Regions from separate parts of the Mus musculus genome. Here region 2 is linked to region 1. The links are chromatin loops, found by intact Hi-C in ENCODE. Cell type or tissue: left cerebral cortex. All regions are shown on one strand. Links, peaks and the distances in the headings refer to the core of each region. The heading gives the core; the rest is flanking DNA.

The links. Peaks named below come from ENCODE experiments on the same cell type or tissue, not always from the same donor. Only the 100,000 strongest peaks of a DNase experiment are listed, where the experiment ranks them.
Region 2: it touches region 1 in a loop (3-fold over the local background); 2 of 42 quality-filtered maps call a loop at or near these places.

The regions. Positions count from the first base shown.
Region 1 is chr4:70,295,158-70,311,179 of GRCm38, reverse strand. It overlaps Cdk5rap2 (CDK5 regulatory subunit associated protein 2), which reads left to right. Exons shown (of 37, transcript NM_145990.4): 15 at 3,891-3,985; 16 at 8,966-9,096; 17 at 10,505-10,614; 18 at 12,232-12,360. Among named protein-coding and RNA genes, the nearest start is that of Cdk5rap2, 110 kb to the left of the region's middle. In left cerebral cortex, for the core only: a CTCF peak has its summit at 3,725 (motif pointing right); DNase peaks (open chromatin) are centred at 3,755 and 7,109.
Region 2 is chr4:70,021,302-70,032,805 of GRCm38, reverse strand. No RefSeq gene overlaps it. Among named protein-coding and RNA genes, the nearest start is that of Cdk5rap2, 380 kb to the left of the region's middle. In left cerebral cortex, for the core only: a CTCF peak has its summit at 10,938 (motif pointing right); a DNase peak (open chromatin) is centred at 7,675; H3K27ac peaks cover 652 bases.

The sequences.
Region 1 (16,022 bases), core at 1-8,000:
CTCCATCTCTGGGGTCTCTGAGGGACTTTGAGACATGGGGAGGATTGTCTGAGATCCCAGAGATGGAAGGCAGAGAAAAAGAATGAAGACAGAAGCTAAGGAGTGTGGTGGGCTGCCAGGAAAAAGAGGAGGGGAGAGCTGGCTTGCAAATTGGGGCCTTGACATGCCAGTCCTTGTGGCTTAGAGCCTGTACTACTGAAATTCTCTACACTAGAATTCCATTTTTTGCTCTATTTTTTAACCCTTGGTTAACTTTAACATCACATACAAGTCCATATCCTAACTGCTGATTATCAGTGAAGTGGACTGGCTCACTTACAACTGAGCAGGTGGATATAGAACTCCGTATATTACAACTGAGCAGGTGGATATAGAACTCCGTATATTATAACTGAGCAGGGGGATATAGAACTCCATATATTATAACTGAGCAGGTGGATATAGAACTCCATATATTACAACTGTCCAGGGTTTTTATCAAGTGTGCAGCACAGCTCCAGAGCATGGTACATAGGGCGACACCCAGTGTCCACCCCATGCCAGGCACCACGCATTGATTAATTCACTTACGTCTTTTAACCTCCTGAGACAGGTATGGATGTGCTGAGGAGCCCATGTCCTACCTCATGATTCTGACGTTGATCACCTTCCCTGTGTCTTCATTTCTAGAATTGGAGGAAGGGTGTCATCTCTACACACAGTTGTATTTAGAGTCAATGGGAGACTACTTATAGAGTATTTATCATAACCAGCCTATGAAGTCGGCATAGCTAGTAATGGGAAAGGCAGAAATGGTGTACTGTGAGACAAGATACCCTGACTACATCAAAGACTTGGTGGCTTTCCTTGTCTTGATGTCCTTTCCAGTGCTTGTGTGCAGGCAAGCTCTGAGAGAACCCCATGGGGCCCTGTTGAATGCAGAAGCATTTAGGAATACTGGGGCCAGTGGCCTGCAGTGAGATTTCCAGTTGGATATCTACCTGGTGATTAGCATCCTTGCTGGACTTGGAAGAGCAGCACTGTTCTCTTTGGTCCTAGGGTGCTTAGCCTTTTGCCCACTGTGTTTCTTTGGCAGCCCAGTGTAAGCCAAAAGACCCATATCCTGGAAAATAAAAGGGTTAAAGGCACAGACGTTACACGTGCATTGGCTTAGGAAGTGAACCAATGTATTGAAACTCAGTTATCAAAGTATAAAAAATTTTCTAGATAAATGATATCTTTAATTGATATATACAAATAATAAAATTTAACAGTGAGGATAGTGACAGCAGCTTTGAAGTAGTAAGAAGAATAAGTGTTCTGAAATCTCTTTGGCACTTACAAATAGCCGATTTTAGCTGGCCGTGTATAGATCTAGCCTTAGTGCTCATGTGGCAACTGCAATAGAAAGATGGTAGTTTCGGTTGGAGGTTAGCGAACAGAAGGTGCAGCTGTGCTCTCTGGGCATATTTGTGTGTGCACCCTCTATGTGTTAGTGAGGTTGAGAAGACTGTGAGCAGCAGCCTTCACTTTTCCAGGGACGGGATATTTCCCTAGCATTCATGGAGCTACCATAGCAGGAATGAGCATAGACTCCTCAGTGCCACCTAAGTCTCGGGCTGAGTCACAGTTCATCGGCTGCCTCAGCAATGCTTTGCACAGAGGTCTGATTTGGAATCCCATCTTGAGATTTTCAGGCTTGATTCTTTAGTCCCATGACCCTGGCCATTTGAACTGTGCAGAACGGTTACCATGCTCTTCATGCGGGCCTGCTTGCTGTGTGTTTGGTAATGTGGTTTGGTTGGTGCATCTTTTGTGGAAGTATCATAGTGGCGATGCTTTGTTCATAAGTCTCTCTTGTTTTATGCTACAAAGTCCATGTGTCTAGTTACTAGCTATGCTGGCTTTGATATATTCACAAAGACTGTTTTCAGGTTCTTGACTATCCAGTTGCTCTTTTTTTTTTCTGTGTACTAGAGAAGAGTTTAGGGGCGGTGTCTGTAAATTGCCTAATATTCAGAGACTCACCCTCCAGGTTTAGCACCCTTTCATGTCTGTTGCCTGAATTGTTTATTACCATGATGGTTGCCAAATGGATAGGCTTTCTGACCCCATCATTCTTCCCATAAGTATTAATAAACCATTTTACTATAAAACAAAGCCTTTTTCTCATGTATTTGTTTGTATCAGTTTTGGACTTTGTAATATAATTATTTTGATGTTAAATTGTCTCATGTTTGTCTAGTAAGAGCTTTAAAATGACTTCTGTAACTTCTGGGCAAGTTTTCATCATTATTTAGACATCACCTGTCTGTCTGTCTGTCTGTCTGTCTGTCTGTCTGCCTGCCAGCTTTGTCGGATTATAATTGACAAACATCAGGATGTGGTAGCTGGGATGTAATTTACTGCCACATGGAGTTTTTGACTAGCATGCCCAATTCTCTGGGTTCAGTCTTTAGTACCAATAACACACAGAGACACACATGTACACATACCACAGTGTCACACATACAGACACACACTTAAAGTTATACAGTTAGCTATTGTGAAATAATCACCATAAACAAGATAATTAACACATTCATTGCCTCACACTGCTACCTTTCCCCATGGTTTCTTTTTTGTTTGTTTGTTTGTTTGTTTTTTAGCTGATGTCAAGTATGTGGCACTCAGTTGTTCACCTTCGTCATCTTGCTGTGCACTACATCTCTGGGACTTACTTGTATAACTGAAACTCTGTTTGATACCCTGCACCTCTATTTTGTCCTCTTGCAGAGGCTCTGGCAGTCATTGCTCAGATCTTACAGCATGCATCTTTTGGCACGACAGAATGCTGGGGACACATCATGCCTTTGAACTTTTTCTCTGTTGAGTACTGGAGTTAGCTGTTTCTCCAGATGTCTGTAGTTCTTTAGCATAATTTAATCTTAACCTCCATAATTTCAAGAAGTGATAGTCATTACCCATTGATTTTTAGGTGGGAATGTCCAAGCTATTAATTAGCAACTTTTCAAATCCCCAAACTGCTAACTGGCTGCACCAGAATTTTGAATTTGATGGCAAAGTAACATTTATGAGTGGGGAACCGCCAAACTGTACCCCTATTTCATAACAGAGATGCTAAGACTCATAGGTTTACAATCTAATTTCCCAAGGCTATACTAATTAGCAGTGGTCCAGCCCAGCCTCTGTTCTCACTGTTTTGGACACCTCTCAAATGCCACTCACTCTTCACTCTCCTGTATATCCTTTGTTTCAGGTTTGTGAGGTTTTTCTGTGAAGCATCAGAAAGTGTAGTGAGGCATTGCTAGAGTGTCATGAAATCAGAGGGATGGGTGAATCAAATGGCTTTGAGGATATTTCACAAACAGCTTTTGGGTATTGGGAACATGGCTTTCTACTTCGTGTTGAGTATTAGCTTTATAGTACTATCATGAAACACACAAGATATCTTATAAAGGGAAAAGGCTTGGTTTAGCGTACAGTTTTGGAGGTTGCAGCCCAGGCTTGGGCTGTTAGGTTGTGTTGGGAAAGCAGTGAAGGGGAACACCTGGTAGAAGAACTGTTCACTTCAGGTCTAGGAAGCAAAGTGAAACGGGGTGAGGTCCTACAGTTCCTCTTAAGGGTGTACCCGCAATTACTCTAGGACCATTCACCACCCCCATGTCTCAAAGAAATGTCTACTGCCTCCCATAGCGACACCCATGATGGCCTTCTGGGAAGTATGGAGACTGTCATTCCTGTCTCCTCCTGCAGGTGGTGCTGTGTTACTATGGCTTGAGCCTGAGTCTGGCTCAGAGCCTGTAGTCTGTGGTTTTAAAAATCCAGAGCTAGCCACATGTGTTTGCATAATGGCAAGCCATCTTCCTTGGCTTCTGCCCCTAATGTCAGATGCCCGTTGTCATTTCCAGGAAAAGCAACAATCAGAGTATGAAGGGCTGACTGGGGACTTAAAAGCAGAACAGAACATCTATGCCCATCTGGCAAAGACTCAGGACACAGACAGGTAAGTGATTCTCTTCAGACACTACAGCCACACATACTTCCTGAGTAGTACTGCTGGTTTCTGAGCAGGAAAAGCCCCACCCATCATAGCAATCCTTCAAAGTAGTTAGCTAGTGAACATCTCTTTTAATGGTCAGATATGCCTATTTTCAATCAAAAATTGACTGTTTAGAACAACAAAATTAGCATTAAAATAGAACATTTGCTCTGAGGTTCAATTCTTTATTGTGTATTTAGGAAGTTGCTTTATGTGTCTACTCTCAGATGTTTCTCATAGCTGTTGCACGAGGAAAATACCGATGTTATACCCATTGCATGTGATCACTTGAACCAAGAAAGGTTAGGTGACTTGTCCAAGGTCACACTGGTGTTGGCAGATCCCTGGGACCTAGCCATATCTCCTTTGAGTGACTTATGTCTGTAGAATTGCTAAAATGATTTAGTGTTGTTGCAGGATGGTGAGGACGGTCAGCTGAATCCAGTGGTATTCCTGTTAGCCTCCTGCCCCTAGCTCTACCTCTGTGTCCCCAGTAGGTAGCCTGTTCTGACCTCTGTTTGCGCTTCTGTAAATAACTGGTCTTTACTCAGGATAGTTATAATTGAAAGATGACGGTATCTATTATTCATTTCCAAATAATAGAGAAACAGAAGTGGGTGGTGATTGTGATGGAGCAAGATTGGCCATAGCTTCCTGGTTATTGGTCTATGGAACAGAGAGGTGGAAAAAGGACTCAGTATTTTAGTTTGCTGTTTTCTGAGTATATCCCCAAATTTCGATAGTTAAAAGCATGACCCTTCTTTTTCTTTTACCAATGCCTTTTGCTCTTCCCACACTGGACTCTTCAATATTCCCTAGCCTATGTGCACCTGCCTCTGTCATGCCCTGCTGTTCCCTGCTCTAATGGGCCGGTGTCTCCCTACTCTGTCTTAAAATCCCCCTTCAGAAGTAGCCCAAGTCAGGAGGCTCATCTGGTCCCCAAGTCCTCACTGTGTCCCCACCCCCTCTCTCAAAGCAGGATTCTCTATCTGCAGGGACCAGTTCCCAGGCATGGCAGAGCAGGTGCTAGGGGACTGCTCTGTTTAGGAATGCCCCTCCTCCAGCACTGATCGTCCAGGTTATGAAGTAATTTTCAGACTTTAGATCTGAAATGAGTTTAGAGAAGGCGGAAAATATGCTAATGGAGCTGGGCTGTGTGGACATATCTCAGGAAGCCTGGCCATTTCACTGTGGGGAAGGCATGGAGTCCGGCATGGAAGCTCAAGGGGGAGAGACATTTTTCTTTCATTGTATAATATCTCTGACAGGATCCCGAGTAGACGCTGTGCTCAGTGGGGCTTTAAGGGTGGGATGTAGTTTCTCTTGAGCACTCTCAGCGTCTGAATGGTTCCTAGTTTTGTAAGCTTCTTCCTAATGAATAAAAACATGAATGAGACTCGAGAGGGCCAAGGCTGTAGCTAATGAACAAGGATGCTTAAAAGGTTTCATATTCATCCGTGGACCTGGATTCACATCCCAGCTCCAGCACTTACCAGGTCCAAGCTTTTGGATTCCACCTCTCACCCTGAGTCTCAGTTCGTGTGTTTGTAATGTGGTGAAGGGCTGGCCTGCCCACTCCTTACCTAATCCTTGCCTATTCCAACTAATATCTGTGCTTTCCTACTTACCTCCCTTCCTCCTTCCTTCCTTTCTTACCGTCCTCCTAACTTACCTACCTCCACATCTACTTACCTGTCTACTTTCCTATCCACCTCCTGTCTTCCAGCCTTGATAACATTGTTACATAGCATGAAATAGTTCAAATGAGAAGGCCTCTATAGGTTCATGTATTTGAGTACTTGGTCCCTGTTGAGAAGGCCTCTATAGGTTCATGTATTTGAGTACTTGGTCCCTGTTGCTGAAATTGTTTTAGAAACATTAGGAGGTTCATTACTACATGTGTGTTTTGAGGTTTTAAAAGCCCACACCTTTCACCGTCAGCTCCGTGACACGTACTTGTGTATCAAGAAATAAGCTCTGGACATGTCCCAGTGCCATTCTTCTCCCTGCCATGATGACTATAGACTAATTCTCTGAAACTGTAAGTCACAATGAACTCTTCTATATGCTGCCTCAGTCATAGCATCTTAGAACAATAATAGAAGGGTGTCTGAGGCGTGAGGATGAGGCTGTATAAATTTTAATGCTGCCTGGTAGTCATGAAGCTCTCAGCATTTATTAGTAATAGCATCAAAAGCCCAGTCTCCCTGTCCTCGCTGCAGATAGATAGCTATGGGGTTTTGAGTGCTCAGACCTTGGTGAACACAGAAGACAAAATTATGGATGAGAGCCAGTTGAGTTCCTCGTTGTAGTTTAATACTGCTCACTCTGGAAATGTCATAAAGGTAGTGTCCTATGACGACATACTTGTGATTAAAGTGAGAAAGGAAGGGATAGCCATCATGAGCCTGGTCATTTTAGCTTGGCAGTACTCATAAGTTGATGATTTTAGTTCCATATTGTCGTGAAGAATGATCAGAGCTTAGACCTAGGATCTATGTGGAGGCCCTTGCTGAAATGTTCTTTCAACCAGAGGTGACTTCAGTTGTTGTTTACCTCAGCGGTATGGGAATATTTGGGGCTAGATGTATATAGTCTACAGCGGCTATCCTATATACTGTAGGATGATGATAATATTCCTAGTTCTGCCTGCTGGCTGGTGTCATACTGCTCTATCCAGGTATAGTTATGGCAACCAAAACTGTCTCCAGATAGTCCCAAATATCTTCAATGGGTGCAAAATCCTCTCTAGATGAGAATACCTATTGCAATTCCCAAGGCGGGGGGAACTTTGGATCATCACATGAATAAGAAAAGGTAATGATGTTTGCTGAGTGTATACCAAGCTTCCTCATATAATACCTCATTTAAGCCCCAAAACCAACTCACTGGAACATGGTAATTGTCTCATTTTGTAACTGAGGCAGCTTACTGGACTGGCCTAGTGCTGTAGAGCTGGTTAGCTGTACTGTCCTCCTTTGAACCTCGTATTTCTCCTCCTGGCCATTCTGTTCTGCCACCTTGTTCCAAGAAGAACGCACAGTGCTTGTTTTTCTCTGAGCAAACCCACATTTGTTCCACTGGTTTCTCACACCTCGCAGAGACTCTGGGGTTGGGAAAACAGAAGTGAGAGATCTGAAGCATCAGCTATGCACTTCTCACCCTGTCAGGAAATAGAAGCATTAGTGTAGTGGGTAGCCTGCCCCAGCCTAATGGGAGGAGCTTCCCTGGTTAAATGTCCCGGCAGCATGCCCCATGCAAACCTGTGCTGTGCTGTGACACCTAGGGAAGGAATTCCATCTGCCAAACAAATGGACCCTTATGATTACGTTGAAGGGGAGGTAGGTTCAAGTTTCATAGGCCCTTCTGCCACATGAAGGCTGCTTCACAGTGAACCGTCCTCAGCATACAAGCAGGAAAGAATCAACAGAAAACCACATTTCCTCCAATGTCTGTTGGTTTGTGTGTGTGTGTTTTCATTGATGGAGCTGGAGAAGTGGAGCTTGAGTCTGTTTCCTACAAAAGCCCAGCAACAGCTCCCAACCACTCTAGGAAAATGTGACATAAAAGCTTATGAGCCCTTGCCCCAGAAAAATCCATATATTTATACATTTTTACAGATAGTTACAGAGCAGTGATGAACCCTGTCAGGGAACTGTATGTCAGATGCTGGAAGAGAGCGATATATTTCTTAGTGTTTAAGCAGGAAACTTTAAAAATGTTCACTTTAAAAATGTTCCTGTGCTTTGATCCACTGCATAGCTGAGCATCTTTAAGGAAGTAACCCGAATGTCAAGCTACCCAGCGGGCTCAAAGCTCTACAGTGGGGACAGTGTCTGTGCTGCGGGTGTCCTCTGAGAGCTGAGTGTGTGTCATTCAGATCATGGGGCACTTGCACATGGATGTAAGTCCAAATCCTTTCTCTGGATCTGCACCGTCTAGAAGAACAGCTATTAGCAATGCGATTACTTAAACTTACACTTACTTTCCATTTAATAACATTAAACATTCAGTTCCTTGGTACATTAAGCCCCATTTCAGATGTTGAGTAGGCACATTAGCTAGTGGCTGCTGTATTAGACAGCGTATAGAACATGCCCATCACTGAAGGGACTTCTTTGGGAAGAGTTCCTCACGATTAATGCAGCTCTAAGAGGCATACCCTTTTTATGTCCTCACTGGGTTCTGGGCTTCTTGTACTGTGTTGTTGACCAACATGTGAAACCCAATACCTGCACTTACAGAACAATGCGTTCATACTGTGCATCTTTCAGTTTGGTTGAGTTACTACAATCAAATTCTATTGGCCATAAATTGGTCTGCTTCTGTCTTACTGTGGAACTTACCTTTCTTTAGTTTTCCTTTCCTCCTGACCCTCACCCCAGTATAATCTTTAGCTCTGATCCCTCTCTTCTGAAGCCTGGATGCTGGGTGAGCGAGCCTCCTATACACTAAGGCTCCTCCAGGCATTAGTCGAAGCAGTGGAGCATTCTCGAGAATGAGATGCCTTCTACCTGCTGTGCCTGTATTAGACATTAGCAAGGAGTGAGTCGGAGTGAATGGAGAACTGTCACCTGCTCGGAAACGATGTGCTCATTGAAAAGGTTACCAGAAACCGTTAGGAATATGGGTGAATATTTAAGCAAGGGACACACAGTTCTACTTTGCACGCCTAGTGGCATTTAGACTTCGAGGAAACACTTGTGGAGAAAAGGATTCAGGAGAGATAGCATGTGTTGATCAGTGGGGGCATCGTGGCAATTCTTATTTCCTCCATAGTTACCTTTTCTTTTGTGATAAACATGATTGCTTTTATAACCAGAAAAAAAAAAAAACAACAACAAAAACCCTACATGTGACATAAAAACCCCAGATTTGCTAGGCTTTGTATCTGAAAGCATAAATGAATCTGTCTTATAGTTTCTGCTGTCTGCTTTTCCCAAGTGTCAGCAACCTGCAGGCTGAGCTGAAAGAGGTCCTTGCCCTTCGGAAGCAGCTGGAGCAGGATGTTCTTGCCTACCGGAACCTGCAGAAGGCCCTGCAGGAGCAGCTCAGTGAGATTCGGAGTCGAGAAGGTACAGGCTCCTTTCTATGCCTTTCCCGTTGATTGTTTTCCACAAAGTGTCTTAGCTGAACATAAAGAAACCCTAGACCAGAGGTAGAATGTCCCCAGAATCGTCTCTACTGACTGAGTCTGCATCTGCTGGGCTTCAGCCTTCCTAAAGGAAGGGGCCATTAAAAGTCTCTTCATTCTGTAGAGGATTGATCTATGGCTGGGTTGTTTCCCACCCACCTATGTGTATTATTTGCTATTCTAGCTCCAGATAACCTGGGGCTCTGGTAATCAATCCTCATTGAGTGCACTTTTCCTGCCTTAGCTCCACAGAGCAGGACCACACAGACACTGAGTAAGATTGCTGGTTTAAAATCATGTACAGAGGCACCAGGACTAGGAACCATGGGATGGCACAGTGCATCTGGGCTCTCTGTTTTACTATGCATTGGGCACCTTATATTCTCGTTGGTGTCTTGGCTCCTTTCTGCATCTCCAGTCCTGCTGCTTGGCATGTGTGGTAGAAACTGGTTGTTGCTATAGTGCTTGACTTTTCTGTAGCCTGTTCTAGGTACAAGGTGCACAGCTTTAGGCTCTTGCCTTTCCATCTCTGCTCCTCACAGTCACCAATTTGGCAGAGAAGGTGTTAACATTCCTGTATGGATGAAGGCGCTGAGCTGAGCTGGGCATGGAGCCATTCATTGATTTGCATCATCTGACCCAGGATGTACTAATTGGAAGTCGAGTGCTCTGTTGTAGGAGCGCCACCCCTGGCCATGTGTATTAAACAGGACTCTGTGGTAGTGCTTCACTCAGTGAATGTACTCTGCCTCGGATTCTTCCCGCGCTAGGAGAATGCAATGTGTGCCGTGGGAAGCAAACCCTAACACACCGGTAACCGATACCCTTTAGTATTCCCACTGGCAGGCAGGCAGGTTTTAGATTCGGTGTATACTCTCTTCCTAAAGAACTCTCGAACTTTGGGACCGGAAAAGTGTATCAGCCACTTTCATGTACCTTCAAGTTTGTGCTTGGGATCTCATCTAAATTCTGTGTAGTCATAGCTAAGCCAGTCCCGGTCTTATTTGAACTGAAATTACCATTTACTTGTGCCATTGATAGTGGTCTCCAGGTACAGCACTTGCTAGGCAAATTAAAATTCAGGATTGGCTACAGTAATAGCCTACAGAGCAGATGAGCCACACATTGAGCCATCAGCTTTGTGAGCATGCAGTTACTTTTGCTGTGAAGGCTATGCTTTGACTCCTGTGTGCTGCAGCTCCCCTAACCCATCCCCTTGCAATTGCTTTGGGTAAAAGACATGGGGGAGAGCCTTGGGAGGAACTGTTTCTAGTAGTGTTTCTCCTGTCCCCTACCCTACTCATTCATTCATTCATTCACTCATTCATTCATTTATTTATTTTGTGCAGAAGAGCCGTTTTCATTTTATAGCGATCAAACATCGTATCTGAGTATTTGCCTTGAAGAGCACAATCAGTTCCAATTGGAGCATTTTTCTCAAGAAGAACTCAAGAAAAAGGTATTGACCCGACCTGTTCACTTCTCGGGCCTGTTCTTATCTCTTTGGTTCCTGATCTCAGAAGTATGCAGGTCTCAAGCCCCTTTCCTTTCCTGCCTGCTGTATCTTTTAGGAATTGCTGCATGGCTTCTTACATGCATGGAGCTATCAGTGCTCCCCAGGGTAGATTCTCATTTCTGGGCTGGATACCTTAGCCCAGGCCCACTTTCCTGAGAAAAGTGGCCCACCGTCTACAACGAGCAAGTCACATTTCTCAACTCATTCACTTCCTTGTACCTTATACTGCTTGATCTCCTTCCATACTGATTGGGGACTATTTGGTTACTTGTGTCTACATGACTGGAAGGTGAGCCTCTTAAATATAGTATTAGTGTTATTTTTATTTCTTTCCTTCCAGGACCTGGCACATGTAGCAGGAACTCATAGATTTGAACAAATGTGGTTTTAAGCTTGATCATTGCATCTATCTTTTTTAAATGCAAGGTTTTCAGTCTATAGATATGGTTAAAGTGGCATAATATCTCAAAGGATCATTGTTAGGAATAGGTAATGTGTGTGTGTGTGTGTGTGTGTGTGTGTGTGCGCCAAAGATTGGTGTTGGGTGTCTTCCTCTATCGCTCTCCTCCTTATTTTTTTGAGCAGGGTCTTTTACTGAACCTGGAGCTCATTCATTTAACTAGATTGCTGGGCAGCTGGATCTAAGAGTTTGCTTGTCTTCCCTCCTCTCCTATCACCATGGGCTTCCAGGCTTTTATGTGGGTGCTGGGTATACGAATTCAGATTCTCATGCTTGTGTGGCGGACACTTTACTGACTGGCTATCTTCCACTCCATGGATCTGGGCTTTGTTTCTCTTTTGAGTCTTGCACATCTACGTGCATAGATGAGGTAGATTTTTTTTTCTTTTTAATTTTCTTTAAAGGTTAAGAACCTTTTGAAAAATTATTAGATGTTGGCATTTGGAACTCATAGGAAACAAAATGAGTCTGCTCAATTGCCTGTGCACTTGGCCTAGCAAGACCTGGACCTGGAGTACTGGGCTGAGCTTAGGCACTGTGTGCTGTCTTCCTTGGAGTCTGCTGCTCTGTCCCATGTTGGCTCTTTGATTCTTGGTACGTGTTACACAGTTTTCCAGATGTGCCAGCTGTGCCAGCCAGACAGTGAACTTCTTTGTATGACTGGTTCCTCATCAGGAAGGAGTTTTGCCGAGAATGATTGACTAAACCTCGTAGCGTGTGTGTGTGTGTGTGTGTGTGTGTGTGTGTGTGTGTGTGTGTGTGTATTGCTCTAAGGACAGCTCATTATAACTGTCATCGCTAACTGTGCATAGAGAGAAGGAGGTCTCTGCTATGAAGGATGATCTGACATAGTTGGAGAAACTTCACCTCTGGGGAGTCTTTCTTCCAGAATGCTTTGTCACAAGACAGAAACATGTTAGTTGCCATTGACCAAATGCCTCTAGTGTTCTGTGGCTGTGATCCTAGCACATTCTCATTCTATAGACCTTATTCTAACCTTGTCAGTAGACAAGCTGCTGAGGATAGCTCAGGTAGCCTTCTCACAAGTCTCATGCCTCTGCCTTGAAGTGAGACCTCTATGTCTTTGCTCTTTCCTCCAGGTCAGTGACCTCATACAGCTTGTGAAGGACCTGCACACAGACAACCAGCACCTGAAGAAAACCATTTTTGATCTCTCTTCTGTGGGTTTCCAGGGAAGTGACAGACTTGAGTTAACAAAACAAGAAGAGGTAAGAAGAAGAGTCTTGCTTGTTGCCATGTGCTAATTGCATAGAGGATACCTGACATAGACACAGACAGACAGACAGACAGACAGACAGACAGGATACCTGACATAGACACAGACAGACAGACAGACAGACAGACACACACACACACACACACACACACACACACACTGCATGTCTATTTGAGGGAGTTCTTTGAACTTGCCTTTGCTGTGGTAGAGTCTTGAGGGCCCCGTTGGTCATTGAGTCTGTCCATGTGCTTCCTCCAACTCAGGCCATGTCTTACGTGCTTGATATCCTGTGATGTTACTGTGGCCTGGCTCTGGGTATTTGCTGCAGATGGTACATCTGATGAGTGATGTCATCTTAGAGCTCTTTGGAGAATGGCCATGGCTCCAGAGAGCTTGCATAGTATGCGTCCAGCCTTGGAATATCCATAACTTAAAGGAAGATGTCTACATACCCCACCTGCTCCCCACCCCCACGTCACTTCTGACATTTGTCTCTTTTCCTGTTTGTAACCATGCTGTACAGGGAAGGACCCTGAAGCTCTGTTGGGAGCAGGAGATGTTGAGTTCCTCTAGGCGTGGCTAGCTCATCTCTCCAGTGAAAGAACCCGGCCCCATGTGTGAATCAGTGTCATTGCTGAAGCCAGGCTGTTTCACCATGAATGCAAAGGATCTTTCCTTACAGAAGTCCCTCAGGATCAAAACTGACATTTTCCTGGGTGGACTTAACTCAGCCTGGAATACCAGGTATATAAGGCCTCACATCTATGGCCATACCATTTCTTTGGAGAGGTTTATGGGCTGTCTTCCCACTTTCCCAGTGGGAACTGCTCAGAGGTACTATATTTATGCTGTGCTTTGGCCGTCTGCTTTCTTTGAGTCAGGGATTATTATTGATCTTGGCCTCCAGGGCTCCGGATAATTTTGAAAACCAAGAGCAACGGCAAGCCACTTACGGGAGAAACAAGTCTCCCAGCTTACTTCCTCTGAGGCTGAGTTTTTAATAAGCAGCTCCTTCTTCAGCAGCTCCATTTGAGCTGTAAATGCCGAGTTTTGTTTGTTCATTTGCCCTTTGAAAAAAATCTGTTAAATGTCCCATTATGTCCTTTGGAGAATAGAGGCCTTTTCCTCTGCCCACTCTAAGATCTTAATACCAGCCGATTTGGATTTGAGTCATTTGTCAGATTGCACTTCAATTTGATGTTCCCTGTGAAAAGCTTTTTCCTTTAGCACAGTTCCCCTGCCTTCCCCGGAATGGGATGGGAGTACATGCATGTAAAGATGGTTATATTTTGGAACTGAGAGAGGAGAGGGATCCAGGATGAGGTACCGTGGGAAAAAGAGGAGACTGTTGTTCTCCGGGAGGGAGTGTCAGTCTCCTTCACAAAAAACAAGGCAGGACCAGCTGGAAATGGCCACGTTGTCCACTGCTTTCTCTGAGCAGCAAGACTTATAGGGGGAGGGAGGGCAGAGTATTATGTCTGTTCTCTTGGAGGCTGTAAATCAGAAAAAGAGACTACAGTGTACAGCTACAGTGTACTTACATATATAATAAATAAATAAATCTTTAAAAAAAAAAAAAAAGAGGCAGAGCCAGGCGGATTTCTGAGTTCGAGGCCAGCCTGGTCTACAGAGTGAGTTCCAGGACAGCTAAGGCTACACAGAGAAACCCTGAGAGAGAAAGAGAGAGAGAGAGAGAGAGAGAGGGAGAGAGAGAGTGAGTTGGGGCTGGAAGGGGAGAGAACAGAGAGAGATCTTAGAATATGGATAACTGACCTTAATCCTGTTGATTGAAAATAGCACAATCGCGATTTCTAAGCCTTCCCTTCTGATCTGATTGTGCCACTTGCATTGAAATGTGGTTTTCTCTCCTGTTGTTTTTTTTAATTGTCGTTTAGTCATTGCATCATTACCATCTTGCAGAGGAACTGCAGTTTAATGGCCTAACTACTTGTTGGCACATGGATTGCTTCAAGTGGTTGTTGCAAATTGTCTGTACACAGTCTTTCCCTGCTTTAAAGTTTCTTTCCTTAGATTGTATTCCCAGATTTCTAATTCCAATGTATACTGATACGCAGCAACCATACAGTTTGTTTTGAGCTACCCTCCCCTAACAAGTCTTGTTTTGTTTTGTTTTGTTTTGTTTTGTTTTGTTTTTAGAGACAGGGTTTCTCTGTATAGCCCTGGCTGTCCTGGAACTCACTTTGTCGACCAGTCTGGCCTCGAACTCAGAAATCCATTTGCCTCTGCCTCCCAAGTGCTGGAATTAAAGGCGTGCGCCACCACCGCCCGGCTCCCTAACAAGTCTTAAATGATAAAGGTAGGAATAGTTTGGAGGCCTAATAGATTTTGTCTTGTTTCTTTCCAAAGAGACTGCCCCTAATGAGAACCATCCCATGAGGACTTGAAGGGTGCACATTTCCTGAGTGTGGATAGTTTATGTAGAAATCATCCAGGTGACCAACTGCTATGCTGCTGTTTTAATGAGTTTAATGACAAAAGTCTCTGTTGAGGTGCACCTGTTTTCTTATATGTGTTTGCCAGTTATTACTTGATGCTACAGGAGTCACCATCATATAGGGTAATTTTAGCAGGACATAGTCAGGGTAGTGAATGTTGAACCCCATGACTGCAGCTTGTGGAACTGACATCTCTAGTTGGGGACATGTGAGAAGGAGGATGCTGACAAGATATAGTACTCAGGAAGATTAGTAGTTGCTGTCACTTCCTTGTGTTTTTTTGTTGTTGCTTTTTGGTTTTTTGTTTTTGTCATTCTGAAGTGTGGTTAGAGAGCTGGGGATGGGAAGACATGGAGATAGAGCTTCATTTAATGGAGCTCAGGTGTTAGTAAGGCTGTCACATTGATTAAGAAATAGACCTTGGGTGAATCTCCAGTAATGGCTTGTAAATTTTTCCACCTGGCGACCTGTTTTCCCCTGAGGAGTTTCTACACAGTCTTAGCCATCTAGCTGTGCACAGTGCACAGCTTCTGATAACAAATCATAAAGAAATGGGTTTTAAAGCAAGCCTTTGGTGTACACATAGTTTTACCATTTTTTAAAGATAGAAGCGAATTTAAATGCTAATGAGGTGGATGTACTTGTTTATTTTTATTTAAAGGCTTAAATCTTGGCTGAATATTTATCATGTAGGGCGTATAGGATCTGCAACATTGCTCAGAGTTGATTGACATTTTGATTTTATAATATCAATTCTATGAATGTTGCTTCATATAAATATGTTGTTCAGAAATGCAGAAGAGTGTTTAGGGGCCACTTCAGGAATTGCTGGACAGGGATGGAGAGATAACTCAGCAGCTAAGAGTGCTTGGTGCACTATAATGAGGACTAGATTTGGGATCCAAGTACCTACGAAAAACTGGGAGCCTTCAAATACCTATAACACTATTGGCCTCTGCATGTACACAGTTGCACACACATGCATTAAAAATATTTATGTATGTACAAAGACACAGATTAATACACAAAATGCAATAAGGTATAAAAAATTATTGGCAATTCTGACTTAATCTCAAGCCACACTTCATTTAACAAATTTTTAATGAGATTTTGCCACCAACTCAAATAGCAGTTTTTCAAAATTGTACCAATTTGATGCTTACACACTGAGAGATGACAAGAAAGTACTAAATCTATT
Region 2 (11,504 bases), core at 3,505-11,504, 280 kb after region 1:
TCCACCATTTGCGATGTAATGTGTTAGTCCAAAAAAGAAACCAGCATCATATTTTAAAAGTCACAGTGGCAGTTGTTTTGGGTGAATTACCATTTATACATTTCCATCTGTGAGTATTTTTCTGGAGTACCACCTGCTTTCCACACTTTGGTAGTAGAAAGTCCAACAGATCTTATCTCAGAATAAATGGATTTTATCTATAGTAGTTTCAGCAACTTTTTTATCTCACAAAATAATCTCCCTATAAATACAAATCAGCTTTTAGAGCTGCAAATAGACGTGCATGCCTTAAAAAAAAAAATTCCCCAAATCGCTTGCCTTGGAAAGTCAATCTAAGGAAAGAAATTCACACTGACCATGAAGACGAAAGGAAACCTGAAATAGGAGGGGTGACCTGCAATAGGTGAGCACCTATGAGTCATGGAGGGGGCAGAAGAAAAGGTTGGAAGTCACTGAAAGCCAGGGTGGGAAGAAATCCTGTTTCTGAATCCCAGAAACCCAAGTTCAAACTTTCTGTGGGCTCCTGCTCCCATGTGGTACTCATTAGTTCTCTCCTGGCTTTTGTTTCTTCACTTGTCACCCAGGAATAGTAATATTCTGAAAAGCTGTAGTTTGATTCTCTCCATAGGCGGTGTCATCTAGGGGTATCTTTTCCATCGCAGGCTTCTCATGATGCAGGCGTCCTGGGTGAACACCAACCCGGTCATTTTCAGCAGGCGTCTCTCATTGGATAAGATAAGAGCAACATTCTCAGGTTGAATTTTTTAGGAATATACTGAGGCCATCAAGAGCCCAAGAATAGACAATGAGCACCCTGACAATGAATTGAAAGCCCAGTTTTTACATAAAAGTAAACTTATATATAATAATAAACTCTCATTACACTTTAGAATTTGAAATTCAAAGGAAGTTTTGCTGGGAGATATGGGTATTGCCTGCCTGCTTTCTTGGGACTGACTTTACCCTCCTATGGTTTTAAGGAACTGTGGCTGAGGGGAAAGAGCTGCTTAGAAGAATTTTGGTCATTCTGTCATCACCTTCTTTGTAAAAATGAATAGAAGCTATATGAGGATGCCCAAAAGAATTACTGAAATAGGATGGCATGTTTTGATTTGCAGATACCAGCAAATGTACAAATACAATGGGGTAGATGGTTCCTAAACAAAGCATGCAGGCACCCATTGGATAGGAACATAGGGATCCTAGAGGTGTCACTATGTTGTTTGGGTGGTCATATCAAATTATATCATATCATATCATATCATATCATATCATATCATATCATATCATATCACATCTCATCCAGACTGAGACCTTTGAGAATGCAGGAGTGCTATCCATAATTTTCTGGAAAGGCAGGATAAACAGGAGGGCTGTCAGAATTCAAAATCCTCTATTCCTAATTTTGTATCCCTTGGTTCTAAGAGCTCTTGAGTAAGACACATTGTGGATTTAATGACAGCCTTGAAATAAAAAGAAATAATTATATGTGTCCATTGTAGCATACATGCTGATTTCAGAGATGGTGAAAAGATGTGGTTTAAAATTGACAAAATTTATATTTTGACATTTTGAAAAATTGACAACATACTATCATGTTAGAGTTCTGAGGGATGTAGAACAATCAGAGCTTCTTCATCCCTGTCACGTGCATTCCATAGGACAGTGGCTGCACATTCCATAGGACAGTGGCTGCACATTCCATAGGACAGTGGCTGCACATTTCACAGGACAGTGGCTGCACATTCCACAGGGCAGTGGCTTTCTTCCTTTGGGCAGGCAGATGAGGGAGTGCTGTTTGTGGTGAACAGTCCAGTTTCTGTTCCCTAGCACACCCCAAAGGATGCCCAGATTCCTCCTTTCTTACTAGCCACTTCTCTGGACTGATCACAGCCATCATCTGGGAGACTCATTTCCTCATTCTTTCACATGAGGCTCCGTTGCTTGGTAGCAGTCCCAGGCATGTGCAGGGGTGACCATTTCATTTATTTCAATACAACCTATGGGAATGTCTTAGAAAGTTTCTAAATTGAGTTAATTGAGTTAGGAAGTCCTAACCAAAACTTGTGGATGTTTGGTGAGAGGTAAAAAGGCAAACAACAGAATCACAATGAAAAGTGAAGTGAAGGAGAATCCAACCAAGGCTTCCCTTAGGAAGATGATGCAGAGCAAGAGGGATAGGATGAGGAAAGCATCTTCTCCACCATGATGTCTATAGGAGGACCACCTCATCCAGGAGTGTTAAAGTAAGCTCACAGTTAGTCTGAGCTAATGATACATTGTCTTTAAAATGCAGAACAAAATATAGAGGGCAATCCTTATGAGAGTGATAGGGTATCTTTGGGGAAAGGGAACTATAAACTTTAGTTTGGGATATCAAGTCCATTTGAGAGAGGTTAGGGAGCAGGCCTTGTACCTTCCCAAGAGACACTGATAGCTCCTTGGAGAGAAGACTGAGGGTATGGAAGAGGGGCCTGGTCCACACTCACTTCCCAGAGACCTTGCTGTCTGGCATGCTATCTCTGCCTCTATTGAGCATTGTTCTCCCTTGGTGCCAGACTTTCCCACAATGCCATGCTCTCTTTGCTTCCTGTTCTCTGTTTTCTGGGGATCTCGATTCAGGATTGGTTTCTAGCATCTTTAATTTTCATGAGAAACTTATGGAGATGGGTGCTTACCTGTGTCTTCAAAGGACATATTTTGATGTCTGGCTTTGAAACTGTAAAGATAACAGGGAAAAGATAAATCCGAGGCTCTGGAGAAGTCTACAGAGAGCATGGAAGAATCAATTAAACACTGCACGTGTTGTTGCAGACTGCTGAAAGAATTTTTAACCATGTAGGTGCCATCTATCAATTCAGCCTCTTAAACCTAGGACTAGCACAGTACCGTGGCAGACAGTCTTAGCTTCTGAACTATGCCAAGTGTGGAAATCAAAGCAGCAGCATCCAGTGTGACCTTGAGAACACCTCTTCATTCTTTGATCTACATTTTAGTCCTTTCCAAGCATGGTGTCTTAAATAGAGCAGGAATTCTGAGGGTGTGCCTTTGAAATTTTGAGTTGTAACTAGAAATCAGCAGACAGCTGATTGCTTCCAGTCATTTACTCATTCATTTCGTTCAGAAGATAATTATGTACTGCTTCTTCTATTCCAAGCCTTGAGGGTAGAGTGAGGCATAAAGTGGGTGACTTGAGGGGAGGGGGTTATGATGGTAAGTAGTGTAGTGGTTGCCGATTTGACAGTTTATAGCATCATCTGTTAGACAACCTATGTCTTAGGGGTTTCTAAGTTGGGTTAATTGATGTAGGAAGTCTCACTCTAAATGTGGACAGCTCCATTCCATGGAATGGGGTCCTGGACTAAGTAAAAAGAAAGTGAGCTGAGTGTCAGTCTTCATCTCTCACTGAATTTCTGACAGTAGATGCAGAGTGAGTGACTGCAACTGCTGCCTTCCTCCTCATGATGGAAAGAAACTGTGAGCCAAAATAAACTGCACTCTTGCTTCATCTGGTAGCATTTTTAGGGATTATTTTGCTGTAACAACAAAGAAACTGACAAATACACTAATGCAAGGTTTTGTGTAAGGGGTAGAGGGCTTGCCTAATAAACTAAAGGCAAGGATTCGATCCCCAAGAATGACAAAGTAAACAAATGATAACAACAGAGGTAACCAGGATGGTGAGGACTGAGCTTTGGGAAGGAGAGGACAGAGTATATCTGTAAAGAAAGAGTTCCTGGAGTTACTGGGGTGGTTTTGCTGGGCATGACCAATGCCAGTGTAGTGTGGAAGAGGGGCTACAACGGAGGCCCAAGGGGTAGAAAGAGGTCATAGGACAAGAAAGATTGCTAGCAGGGCTAGGTTGCCTTTTAGAAGCATTAGAAAGCAACTGCAGGGTTCACACAGGGAAGAAGAATTCACACTTATATTAATAGTGGAAATCACATTGTCTGTCATGGGCAAAGTGGAAGTAGGAACCAGGGTAGTGCCATGACTCATTTATCTTTGGAAAATCTTGTTTTAGATAGTGTGGATTTCTGTGTCCATCTCTGAAAGACTAGGTCAGGAGGACTGGATCACACTTTCACAGAAGACCTTATATAGTCACATAGAGGAAGATCCCAGGACACTGGATAAGGGAATTTTCAAAATATTGGGTAATCCTGAGAACACCTACCTCTGGTTATCTCTGCCTCAGCCATGCAGAGAATGTTAATGAGATAGCATGCAGCAGGGAAGCCAATGACACTAAGGGATGAAGGTCCTTGGAGAACTCATGCTGTGCTTTAAGGGGACACAGTCACACTGTAGTTTAGAAAGTTGCTAGGTTTTTAATTATAACTCTAAAAATATTCCTTGGATTGTGTGGCAAACAGAATCTATAGTAATATCCCCTGTGCTTCACAGTCCCTTGTTCTCCTGTTACCCACTCCTTCCCCTTCTCATCCTCCTCCTCTTCTGCCTTCTTCATATGTGTGGTGCATGTACATTCTTGTGTATATGTAGATGTACATGTGAGTGTGTAGGTATGCTGGCATGAGGCAATGTTCTTGGGATTTTTCCTTGATCATTTCCTGTTTCATATTTTGAGACAGTCTCTTGCTGACCTCAGAGCTCACTAAGTCTTAACTGGCTGGTGAGCTCCAGAGACCTGTTGTTTTTGCCCTTCTGCATATTCCAGCTCTGGATTACAGACATGTGTTGCCATGGCCAGCGTTTCCCATGGGTACTAGGTATATGTACCTCGGCCACTGTGCTTTCACCGATTCATCTCCCTAGCTCCTTTCCTCCATTACTTCTACAAATTGTTTGCTGACATCTGAGTGGGAAAGGAACATCTATGTGTGCCCCATGTTATGTTTCTTGTCCCCAGTGGAAACAAAACCAAAAACTGTCTAATGCACGTCTGTTCATCTAAGAACTATAGAGCATTGTTTCCTTCAAGTCTATTTAAACAGACTTGTAAGATTAGTCTAACTATAGCTAGAATGAATGTTCAGACTAAATGACCCTTCCCTCATCCTCCTTCATGACCTCAATATTCCTAGTTTTTCCATACTCCAGCAGTCTGCGTTGATTTTAATCTTTCACAGGTCTCACACTCTCCTCTACCTTAAGAGTTTTGCACACTCATCTTTGCCAACTTGAAAGCCCTTCATACCCATATATAACTATCCCATTTTCTTTGAATCTTAGCTCAGTGATTACACTAAAGTAAGCTTTCTCTATTGTCACCTGCTACTCCCAATCTGGTGCAGTCTACCACCATTTTACTTGACTGTTTGTGTGAAGTATTTTCTTTCTAGACTATGGGGACAGAAATGACTTTTTGTTTGTTTGTTTGTTTCTGTTGTGGCTTCAGTTCCCAGCAGCAGTGCCTAATATATAGCAGGTGCACTGTCAATATTTGTGAAATGATTACATGATGAGGCTCAGACCCTCATACCAAAGATCCCAAGAGATTAGAAATCTGCACTGCACCCTGGTGACCTTCTCCAGAACCATGAACACAGGAGTGTGCATCTCTGCACCTGGAGAAGAACCCCCTTGGCTAGACAGGGAGAGGCCACCTAGAAGACACTATCCTTGCCTTGCTTTCTGATTCCATTCTGGAAATTAGCTACGTGCAATTCTTCCTGGTACACACACCACTCCAGACGTCAGTAGACTTTGCCACCATTGAATGCCAGCTGGAGTCTCCAGGGAGCAGCCCTAAATCACACAGCTAGCCTGAGGTGGGAGTGTAACCTGGCCTCCGCCATAGATCACGGGCACGTGGCATGCATTGTATATCATCAAGCTCCGTAAAGCCTCCTGCACCTAGGGAAGCTGCTTGAAGCAGTTCGCTGAGCAGCGGCTCAGCTCAGGAATAATTGCCCTCATCTGTAACTTTCCCTCCACCCCAGAAAGCTGTCTTCTTTCCTTTTCATTCTGTCCACTCTTTTTTTAAAGCTCTTCACTCTATTTTCTTGTCCTTTTTTCTCAATCTTTTCTATTTTTATGTCTTCTCTTGTTTGGCTAGAAAATTGCCACGTGAGGGCTGAAGAGAAAACTCCTTGAGGAAAGTGTGCTTGTTGTCCAATCACAGGGACTCAGGTTCAGATCTCCAGCATACACGTCAAAAAATAGATTTAGTAGTGAACATTTGTAATCCAAGCTCTGGAGAAGCAGAGATAAGTTGGTCCCACAGACTTGTTAGCCACCAGCCTAGCCTAATTGGCAAATCCCAGGTCCCAGTGAGATAGCCTATCTTACAAAACAAACAAACAAACAAGAGGGTAGCTTCTGAGAAGTGGTGCCTGAGATGGAAGTATACCCAAGGTTGACCTCTGGCCTCCACAAACTTGTGCATATACACATCACCATTATCTACACATACACATATAGAAAGAAAGCTGCAATGTGATCAAGTCACATAAATTTGGGAAAGGAATGGAGGACTCCTGAGAGAGTCACAGAACACACCGATGGCAGAACCAGAAAAACATCCACTGGGATGTGAACCTGTAGGGAGAGAAATGGTATGTGGCCCTAGTAATGCCCAGCTGTCTAAGTAGGGCCCTGTGTGTATAGGGTGGAGTAGGGGAAGAATAGTATTTCCAGGACCGACAGAGGTATGAATTCAGATCCCCTTCTGTTTGATTTATAAAATGTGTAAGGATCTTCTTGGTATCTTGAATCGAGCTGAGGCTCTGAAGATAGCTTGGCATGGGTACCAAAGCCTGATGGCTTGGGTACCTTTTCCCTGGCTCTATTTTCCTCTGTCTAAGTAAAGAATCATTCGTCCTTTACAAAGCTACCGTGAAAAGTGGAACAAACAAAGGGTGGACTTTCTAACAAGCTGGGAGAGCCCCACAACTAGTGAGCCTAGACCATTGCCTTCAGATCTGTTCTCTCTGGGAGCACTGTGTGACTTTTCCTAAGGAGACATGGTCAAATATCTGTATAACAACAAATGTCCAAAGAAGCGATTCTATCATAACCTTGCTTAGTGAGCCTGCAAGTTTATAGAACTGACAGGAGTATGGAAGAGGGTGTTCCTTAGAGAGGCATGGATGATTCAAAGGCAGCTGTGTCACCCAAAAGCCCCACCTAACACTGGTGGCCAGTAAACCTCGGAGAACCTTATGTTTATACCCTGTTTATTTAATGGTGTCAAAATGCTTCAAGTTTTAACATCTAAGTTGTTCTGGCTCCAAATGTTACCACCTTAGACAATAGATGTCTTCAATTTTAGTTCAAGAAAATGTCTAGAGAGACTTGTTCATAGTAATTCTATTCTATCTACCTCCTCATTCTCTGAGAGAGTTGGACCTAGGTGAAGGGAGAAAAAGAGAGAGATGGGGTCGACAACAAACACACACACACACACACACACACACACACACACACACACACACACACACACACTACAGATTATCTATATGTAATGTAGATGATGTGCATACATACAGACAGAAATACAAAAATACAAAATGGAAAGGTAGTTGGGAGAGACAAAGACAACCATGCAGAGGCGGAGCAGATGGGGGAATCAGATTAGGAGGAAAGAGGACAGAGATAATAGGAACCATGAGCAATGCCTCTTAATGGGGTCTAGAATGTACAGGGGTGGAATTTTCACAAATCGTATGGTGAAGAACAAAAAGAACTCTGGGGTACTGCCAATTCTCATTTACCTCTTCATAAAATATCAAGCTGGCTGCATTTGAGGAGTGTTGCTATAAAGAGGAGAGAGAATGAGCAGGAATAGAGTTGGAAACAATTTTGTCATCATCCTACAGCCTCTGGAGATGGCTGGCTGGACACTGAATCTTGGAGAGAGCAGATACTAGGGGAATGGTCTAGAAGTTTCTTCTAGTGCATTAACACCAAGGGAATCTCAGAGACAGATACACTTGGCTTCTGGCTCATCTCTAACTTCCGTCCACCTGCTCTGCTTGATCTGGCATTCCATTGCACTACTGGTTATTCAGTCACTTCTGAATCTGTTGCACTTGCTGACTGCCCCACTTCAGTGACATGAAGGTACCATACTGATTACGGATGGAGGGATGTCACTTCATAATCAGTATCATACCTTCATTCTCTTGTCTATCATACCTTCATTCTCTTGTTCATTCTATTGTCTGCCAGCCATGTTCCTGCACCTCCCAAATGCCTCTTTCTACCACTTATGACGACGACAACCCCATTTCTTCTGTTCCTAGTCTGTTCTGTATTTTCTGGACTATGCTACATTTACTAATTGAATCTCTCCTGCATTGCCTTCTCCTGTGACCTATATTGGCTACACTGCCCAGAAACTCCCAATGTGAAGTTTGGAACATGGTATTCCTTAGATCAGAACCCTAGGATGGAATGGTGCCTGAGATCCATGAGATTCTATGCCAATGGGGGCCATCGTGTCTTGTTCCTGCTTTGTTTCCACATGTGTATGTTGCTGTAGTAGAAAGTGCCAGTGATGCCTCTTACTCCCAACTTCTCACTCTGCTATCTCTTCCAGGGATGTGCTCAACCCCATGCCATAGGACCAAAGACCTCCCTCTTCCAGGGATGTGCTCAACCCCATGCCATAGGACCAAAGACCTCCCTCTGAGATCAGTGTTTAGGGAGTCCCTTTTTAGCTTCTCAGCCAGTAATTTTGTTTCTCACTGTGTCATGCATGGGCACAGATAGCTAGAAAAAGGCTCATCTGTTAGTTTAAAAAAAAAAGTCTTCACTGACTTCCCAAGTCCTTTGCTAGGTGTCCTCTCCTGCCTCGGTGAATGATGAAGCCCTCATTGATGCCATGGCTGTTAAGGACACAGCAGTCAAACACTTTTCTCTACCTTGTTCAAGAGTAGAGTGGCTGACACCTCTAAAGAGTGTCTGAAATTACCTTTCTGAATGAATTAGATATGGAACCACGAAAAGAAAAGGAAAGATTTTCTGTCCCTGAACATTTGCTGTTGCTGTTTAGATGAGGCAATAGGAGCTTGGAAAGGATGCCCACACATGACTTTATTAGTGGACAAAGCAGAAGCCCTTTGTTTTCTTTGGCTGACCCAAGAGAGCACCAGGGAGACAAGAGTTGCTATGGAGGAACATCTGCTCCCCATTTAGAGGGACATGGGAACATCTGGACTGGCAGCTGAGGTGCAAGCGTGCTGATCAGAGCAGGTCTGGAATGCCACAGATCTGGGTGTCAGCATTGCCCAGGCATGGGCCTCAAGCTTTCCAAGACCTCGACTTTCCAGGCTTTTGAGTTGGGTGTGGGGAGGGGGAGCGGGAGAGAGTCTAGTTTCCTGTTATCAGGGTCCCTGGTTCCTGGTCCCAAATGTTCCTGGTTAGTGGAAGTAATTGGGGTCCTGGAAGAGTTGCTAATAAAGAGACTAATGTCTTTGAAGTGGACTGACTGCCCCCAATCCTTAAAATGCCCTTAGCCTGCTCCACTGCTCTTTGGCGTTTTCATCCTTGGATGCCTGTAGCTGTGTCCCATCTTGCTGAGTTCTTGTTTTAATTTTGTCAGTGTGATGGCATATCTTGGTTGCCAATTTGACTAAAACTGAAGCTTCTGTGCACACCCATGAGGAAGTTTGAATCTTATTGTTTGAATCAGAAGACTGTCCTAAATCTGGGCCACACACTGATAGTAGCTGAGGTAAAATAACCTGGAAGAAGGAAGTTTTGTTTTTTGCCTGGTAGTCCTCATTCTCACAGGCAAGACAATCTATCTTGTTTCTGTGGCACCAAAACAAATTTATTCAGGATCCCAGAATAGAATAAGACCAGTAGCTCTCCAGGAATTCTCCAGGACTCTAGCCTTTGACTCCTGAGATATTGGCCTTGTGGACTGAGCAAGTACTATATTCTTGGCCTTTTTCTCATAAGATAGTCATTGTGGAGTAGTCAGACCACATCCTGTGATCCAACCTCACACACACACACACACACACACACACACACACACACCAGAATGAATATACTTGAGTGAATACATTCATTCATTCTAATAATTCTGTCTCTCTGGAGAATTCCGACTAATACATTGAGTTTGCTGTAAAAAAAAAGTCCCACAACAACAATGTATTTATTCTCTTATACTTTTACATTTGAGCAGACACAAACCTTGACCTTATGGTCATCCTTCCTTCAAGGCTTCCAGGCAAGTTTTTGTTTGTTTGTTTGTTTGTTTTAATTTACTTTAGTGGTTTCTGGTAGCTTCATGCTTCTTTGGGTTGGGATAAAATAGCTCTTACCTGACTCTGGCTTCATGTGCTTTTTTGCTTCTGGGTCTTACCTTCACTTATCAGTCAGCATGTGGTCTTCTTTTCTGTTTTTGATTTCTCTTTTTGTGCCCGTTCAGACCAACTGTAATGTACTGAAGCTTGGTCATATCTGTAAAAGACCCGGTCTTCCAGTATAACAAGTAAGTTCATACTCTTGTGTATGTTTTGGGAGAACACACTTCCTCCCATTACAGTGTCCCTGCCTTTTGTTTTCTTTTACCTTTTCACTTTTGGGATGACCTCCAAAGGCTCCACCCCCCACCTCTGTGTGTGTGTGTGTGTGTGTGTGTGTGTGTGTGTGTGTGTGTTGACAGGGTCCACCATTAGAGCTTGCCAAGTGGGTTAGGCTATCTGACTAGTGTACCCCCAAGGATCTACCTATTTTCTACTTCTTCAGCACTAATATTACAAGTGTGCATCACCTCACCTGTTATTTTACACGAGTATTAGGGATTCAACTGGGATCCTCATGCATGCAAGTCAAGCATTTTAGTGGCTCAACTGTCTCCACAGCCCCAACTATGGCTTTTAATTTATCATGATACATCCTACTAAATCTACAACCACAAGTTCTTTTTTGTTGTGCATTATTTACTTTTAAGTTTTATTTATTTAATTTTTTTTACATGTATGAGTACCTTGTTTGTAGGTATGTTTGTGCACCACATACACGCAGTGCCTGTGGAGGCCAGAAGAGGGCAACAGATCTCCTGGAACTGGAGTTTCAGATGCCTGTGAGCTGCTGTGGGAATTGAACCTAGGACCTCTGAAAGCATAACAAGTGCTCAACCACTGAGCCATCTCTCTAGCCTCCTCTTTTGTATTATAGGCAGTACACAGTTGTAATCATGCTGTGCATACTGTTATAGGTCTTTGTTTTTGATACTTTGCATTAAACCACAGCCCTGGTTTTATGTCAAGAAACATAGTTTTGCATCATACCTTTGAAGAAATGTGTAGAGTGTCACCGTGTGCTTTTTGTTTCATCATCTAATTGTCTAATAATCAGCTGTTGGACACACAGGTTGCTTCTATCTTGTCTCTGTTGGTGGCATTGCCTTGGTAAGCATGGCTATAAGCAGCTGCACCATTCCAATTATTGCCATTTGCTAGTTCCCTTGGTGGGCTGCTATCCACATGCACATTCTCTGGGTAAACAAGAAGCATATGCTTTGCTAAGCCAGCAAAATTATTACAGCCAGAGCTAAAGATGAGGGAGGGCAGGCTCCTGAC